Linked DNA regions of Mus musculus: region 2 is linked to region 1. The links are chromatin contacts, found by Hi-C or POLR2A ChIA-PET in ENCODE. All regions are on one chromosome and are shown on one strand. Each heading gives the region's core, a stretch centred on a gene start or an enhancer-like site at or near the end of the contact. The rest is flanking DNA. Distances are from core to core; before and after follow the strand shown.

Evidence for each region. Hi-C counts contacts between places; a loop is a spot of excess contacts on that map. ChIA-PET counts read pairs that join two places held with the same protein, here RNA polymerase II (POLR2A).
Region 2: a map of heart shows a loop between it and region 1 (2.3-fold over the local background). The contact joins the promoter of Omd here to the promoter of Aspn in region 1. A Hi-C loop is called at or near these places in 2 of 37 maps with a recorded cell type or tissue (both heart). POLR2A ChIA-PET finds 5 or more read pairs at or near these places in 1 of 5 experiments (Patski).

Annotation. Positions count from the first base shown.
Region 1 is chr13:49,543,173-49,546,070 of GRCm38, reverse strand. It overlaps Aspn (asporin), which reads right to left and starts at 1,628. Exons shown (of 8, transcript NM_025711.3): 1 at 1,354-1,628. The region is part of intron 5 of Cenpp (centromere protein P); the gene reads left to right.
Region 2 is chr13:49,580,940-49,584,218 of GRCm38, reverse strand. It overlaps Omd (osteomodulin), which reads right to left and starts at 1,757. Exons shown (of 3, transcript NM_001360708.1): 1 at 1,406-1,757. The region is part of intron 5 of Cenpp (centromere protein P); the gene reads left to right.

The DNA.
Region 1 (2,898 bases), core at 379-2,878:
CCTAACTGCTGTTTTAAAAGCAAAACATTCTTGCCTCTCCACTTTTCTGAGATTTCCTGCAGTGCTTGTAAAGTGAGTCTGTTTTGTGTCAAGCCTCGGGTCAGGTATCAGGATATCCATTTTTAATGTAGTGGTTAGATGTAACAGAAGAGTGCATCGCTTCCATTCTTTCCACTACTACACTACAGTGCTTCATGCCAAAACCAAACGAGGAACAGCAGCTTGGATACTTCCACATGAGCTGGGGCTTGAGCTCCAGCTGCTCCCTCAGTCAGTCAGTCAGTCAGTCTGTCTGTCTGTCTGTCTGTCTCTCTCTCTCTCTCTCTCTCTCTGTGTGTGTGTGTCTGTGTGTGTCTCCCTCTCCCTCCCTCCCTCCCTCCCTCCCCCTCTCTCTCTTCCTCCCTGTTTTCTTTTCTCTCTCTCTCTCTCTCTCTCTCTCTCTTTCTCAACATAATGATTCTTGATTGGATTACAAGAAAAATTAAAAAGCATGCTACTTTTAGAGCAATTGATAAGATACACAGAAACCCCTCAGGTTCTTTGTGACTTTGTGACTCAGTCCTTATAACATGTGGCCACTGTTTTACTGGCTGCCACTCCTCTGAACACATGAGCATGAAAGAATACTATGTTCCATTTAGATAACTGGAAGAAAAGTGGTGAAAGCATTATTAATTTTTAAAATCTAAGATATATAATAATATACTTTGTAAAAAATAAAACGTACTTTGTGAAAGAACAAAGGAAATCTTTGTGTGTTAGTCTAAGTATGAGGTTTATGAAAAGAAGTTTCTATTTTTCATATGAAATATAAACCTGGTTAAACTATTGCTGATAGGTATTCTTTCTTGAAATTATGTTGATTTCTGTTATAATTGCCCAGTACTTTTTCATTGTACAATAAGACAATTGTCAAGAAAAAAGTACAGGTTTTCAGTGGTAGAGATAAAAGTGGTATCATAGATTTACATAGTTAAAAAACTTTCATTTAATATATCTAATATGTTCAAACTTCATTAACATTATTAAAGTAATATTGTTTTCCTAAAAGGTTGTATAAGTTGTCTACTTTTTAAAATCAGTCATGTTAATATGATAAAGCATTAGTGAAAGTTTTTTACTTTGTTTTCAAAATGCATAATATTTTAAATAACTTTATTATAAGACATAAAACTAAAGTAATTTTAGTTACAAAATTCACAGAGTTTTTTATATAATGCTAAGGAACTACATACTTCTGGTTTAAATTTTACCGTATAACTCACACATGTTTATTAGTAGTATTAGTGCTTTCTTAGTTTAACAATAAAATAATTGTATACTGGTATGTGTAATACAGACATGAAAACCTACCTTGTCAGAGGAGAGAAGTTTTCTTCAAAGTAGAATTTATCCACCCTGTACTACTTAACTGCAATGTAAGTATCCTCAAGACTCTTCAAGAAGAAAAAATAAAGAAGTGTTACATTTAAAGAAAAGAAAAAAAGAGAACAAAAATCCAGCCCTCCTACCAGCCTCTGTGTGGCTGCTCCTGGGTGATACTGGAATAAACTGCTTCCACAGATTAGTCCATGTTAGTACTGAAGAGCGAGATTAAAACTTGTTACTGCTCATATGTTTTCCATCACTGTTTGTACCATAGCCAAAACTTCTAGCTAAACTCTAGACGTCTACTGGAAGATTTGGAAGTTAAAAAAAAAAAAGCTTAATAATTCATGGCAACTGGCCATTGAAACTGTAGTCACTGTAGAAATACGTGATTTGAGAATACTTTATGAAACTCTAACATAAATGAATACCTATAAATTAATTTCAGAAATCACTCACTGTTTATAGGCTAATAAAACAATTACCAATCTTAGTAAAAAACACCCATATTATATGTTTACCCAAAGTCTACATGTACCTAAGTAGCCATGACTTTGTTTTCTTATAGTGATTGAAGCTATTATGTTAAGCAGATGTCTCAAGCCTTTGGGGGGGGGGTAAGCTTTTAACCCCACAATAGACTTCTTTGGGAACTGCAAGCCAGGCCCTTTAAACTCTTCCTGGGCCTGCGTCTGTTGTGGTACAGATAACTAAGCAGAGTCAGGTAACTCCACCTTTCCTCTGCAAGAGTCTCAGCTCCCTTCTCACTAGTGTTCAAGAGATGCCATTCTTCAAGAAGAAAATCATTTCCCCCTTTCCACTCCAAGAGATTACCCAGCCCCACATCCTTGAAGCACAGAATCCTGTAAGAACGGGCGGTTTATTGACCCTAAGGGGAAATACTCAGTTGGTACAGAAGGTATCTAGTGAGTTAGCAGAAATCTAGTTTCTCCAGTCAAAAAGTATCATCTATGGTTCCCACCGCAAAGAAATGGCACAAATCAAGCCAGTTACAACCATAAAAAATTTGTGTCTCACACATGTCAGGGAAGCTTAATTAGGGATTCATCCTCTCCTTCCTTAGGTAAAGAACTCATCTTTTAACCTCAAGTCTGATGTCACAGGCAGCTTAGCACTCCTAGATATCCCGTTATTTGCATCTCAAGTGAGCTGCAGCCCTCTCAGCAACATCTTATTTGGAGTTAGATGTTCATGCTCTGTTATGCACTTATGTTTTAGTTGTAAATGTGTCTGCTAACTTGATGCATTGGAAACAGGATGAGATTATGAACTGTAGTTTATTAATCCTTGTGCCCAGAGCAGCCAACCTCTGCCTGAATTCTATCAGTGCATAGACATAAAAAGGAAGGTCATGAGTGAAATTCAGTTTGTCCTACACAATGACAGGTTTTATATTTTAATATTTTATTAAAACATATTCAAAGAGGTAAACATACCATAATGGTACAGCTCAATGAGTCCTAATTCTTGATCAAGAATCTGAATCCCTCTCCTCTTCCCCGACAAAGA
Region 2 (3,279 bases), core at 508-3,007, 38 kb before region 1:
TAGTCTTCCTCTCTTCCACTGTGGTACCTTCTTTCTCTTTAGTGATTTTAATTCATTTTACCCAGTGAGTCTCTTCTTAGTCATTGCTGAGCATATTTGGTTACTTTTGCTTCCATATTCTACAATTTCTGCCCTGTTCTTTGTAATATAACTCAGAGACCATCAGAGTAACTCACTGTGAGTCATCTCATTTCCCAGTCTCTAGGTTTTAACAAAGCCTCAGTGCAGTGCACTTGCTCTAAGCAGTCAAAGATCTATGGAATGAGTGACTTAAGTCACAGGTTATGGCTTGTTAGCAGTGCCTTTCTCTGTTAATGTTTATTTCTCTAGGCATTCACCATGCTGGTTTCTTTAGATGGTTAAAAGTTAGAGAACTTAGCTGTTATCTTTTGTACTTATTTCTATATAACAATATGTGATATTTCTTACTTATATTGTCTATTAGAAATATGAGAGATGAAGAAAAAATAAAGCAAAGCAACAATGTAAAATTTAAGAAATTATCCATTAATATGAATTTTGCAAATAACACAATAAGAGTTTCTTTATCATAACATTTCTCTTACTTGAAGAAAAACACTCATGTTTTTAAATGAATGTAGGTCCTAATCCAAATTAATAAAAGTGTTATAATTTACTTAGTTCTGGAAACTTAAAGGTAAAAGCATTGTAGCATGTCACTGTTTTAAAGCTCTTAACCGTTTTACTGATAGGCCATAGAAGCCAGGATATAAAGATCATCTGTACCTGTTAATTCTTGTCTAAGACAACTTTAAATTTAGTCTTTTGCTCTTTAAAAAAAGTGTGTCTCAGTTAAAATAATACATACATGCATACATACATACGTACATACATACATACATACATACATACATACATACATACACAATACATTTAAATCGTAATTAACTTAAACTTAAGAATCCTTTAATAACCAGACAAAATGTTCCTGTCTTGGGAATGATACAAATGAAAACAAACATTCTAAATCAGAAATTTGCCCAGTAGAAAAAATTACAACAAAGCATTTTTTTTTAGCAAAATTGTTTAGCAAATTTTTTGTCATTTAAAATTAAGAGCAGAAAAACAAACCCAAGAAACTAAAGAGAAATTGATTCCTTTAACCGAAGATTCTTTCCCTTTGTCCAGTTTTATTTTAAAAATAATCTAAACAAATATTGCTTATTGAGTCATTTTAAATCAGAAATTTAAACTCACCTTGCTGGTCTTTTTGCTTAAACATTTTGCTTAATCGAAATTTTAATTTAATTTTTAGTCAGATTTTGCTTCCCCGATTGCGCTTTTATGATAAGTGCAGTCTAATTTAATATTTAGCAACCCTAAGACACTTTTGTAACAGTAAGAATACATACTTTAAGAGTTGAAAATTACTTTATCATCATACCTGTTGAGATTGCTCTAGTTTCAGGGACTGATGAATTGGCAATCCTTTAACTGAATCAGAAATGCCTAAATTCTTTAGCGAAGTTTCTTAAAAATCCACAGTAACTCAGTGTGCAGACAGGGCTGTCCTTTGAATTACTGGAGCAATTTAAGTAAATACAATCTGCTTGGAAAACACTTGGGTTGAATTAAAATTTTGTACTTCTTTTCATTATACAGAATTTTGTGGATTCAAAGTAAGATGTTTGTGCTCTTGGTCAGATTTATGTGGCTAACTTCTTTCTTTTCTCCTTAATTTTGGTTTGAGGTGTGGCAAGAATTTTCTCTTAATATGAAAGGCAAACAAGACTAAATGAAACAACATGTACTGATTACTGTTTTTATTTTCATTTTTATGCCAAAGAATTCTTCAGATTAAAGTCCACTGTGACCTGGAGCCCAGTGTCTCAGCAATTTAAGGTGGAATTCAAAATTGTATCCGGTTCCTGGGTTGACAGAGGCTTGCATTCACATCAGTGCTTTCCTTTGACTCTTGACTAAGAATCAGAAGTGGAAACATACAGCATTTCACATCTAGTTTACTTTGAGAATGCAGTAGAGTGCATTGGTTTCACAGATTAAAGGCACAGCTTTCCCACTTATAAAGACTACTAATAACTTTTAAAGAGAAATGAATTCCCTCAGCTATGTATGCTAGTGCCTTGCCTTTCGGCTCAGTACACAAAATAATTTTATAGTCCACTTTGTCTTTAAGTGGGATCGAATAAAAGCCTCTGCTGCTCAGTCACTTCTTCTACCTTTTATTGTATGGATTTAGAAACTTTCTTCATTTGCTGAAGGAGCCCTCCTTAAGAGTTGCAGCTAGCAAGCCTGCTTACTGCAAGGCTACATTTTTGTGCTAATGTTTTCATAGTTAAACAGAGTTAGCTGTGTCTCTTGGCATCAGCTGTTGAGTTTTTTGGAAAGACATTCTTTCAAGCTTGAGAAGTTTTGGTTCTTCAAAACAGTGTTTTCTATTAGACTTTATAAGTAACCTAGAGGATTTATTTTAATGTTTCAGATTTAAGAAAAGTATATAGTATTTCAACGGTGCTTTGGCAACATTGTAAACATCTAGTCTATTACTCGAGACATTGGTATGTGAAATGTGGCAGACCGCACTTGGGCCAAGATTCCATTTAGTTACCGATCTTTTCCATATGTTTCCTATTACTGTCTTTGTTCTTAAACCTCAGGCTTTCACACTCGGGAGAAGAACAAATCTGTATGTTTTTCTCAAGCATTGTTTTAGTCCCCTTATAGTTCTTTTAAAAGATTAAGTTAAAATCAGCCACTTAATTTTTAAATATAATTCTTTATTAATTGTATGTTGTGGTCTTAAAATAGTGATTCTGTTGTTCTTGTTTCTAGATTAGGTAGGAAAATATATCACTAATACTAGAGCACATTTTTTGAAAGTCTAGAACCAGAAGTGGTGATGCACACCTTTAATCCCAGCACTTGGATAGTAGAGGCAAGCAGATCTTTGAGTTCCAGAACAGCCTGGTCATCAGGATGACCAGACCTACACAAAGAACCCCTGTTCCCCAAACAAAAGTGTTTCTAGAAAATTTAAAGGAGGCTAGCAGTGTATATGATGTTGCATTTGGCAGTGACTGAAAATGAAAGAGGATAGGCGAGTTTCTGATTACTGATTTCTTAGGCAACTTCATTGTACCAAATGGAGAGAAGTCAGATGAATTGGTTTTAAAAAGTTTAAATTATATGGTAGAGTTATGATTTTATTGAAACAGACACGGCATCTCAAAGCTTAACAACATACTAGTGCTGGCTAGGGAAAGCCTCCTGGTTCAGCCTAATTAATATAATAGGTAA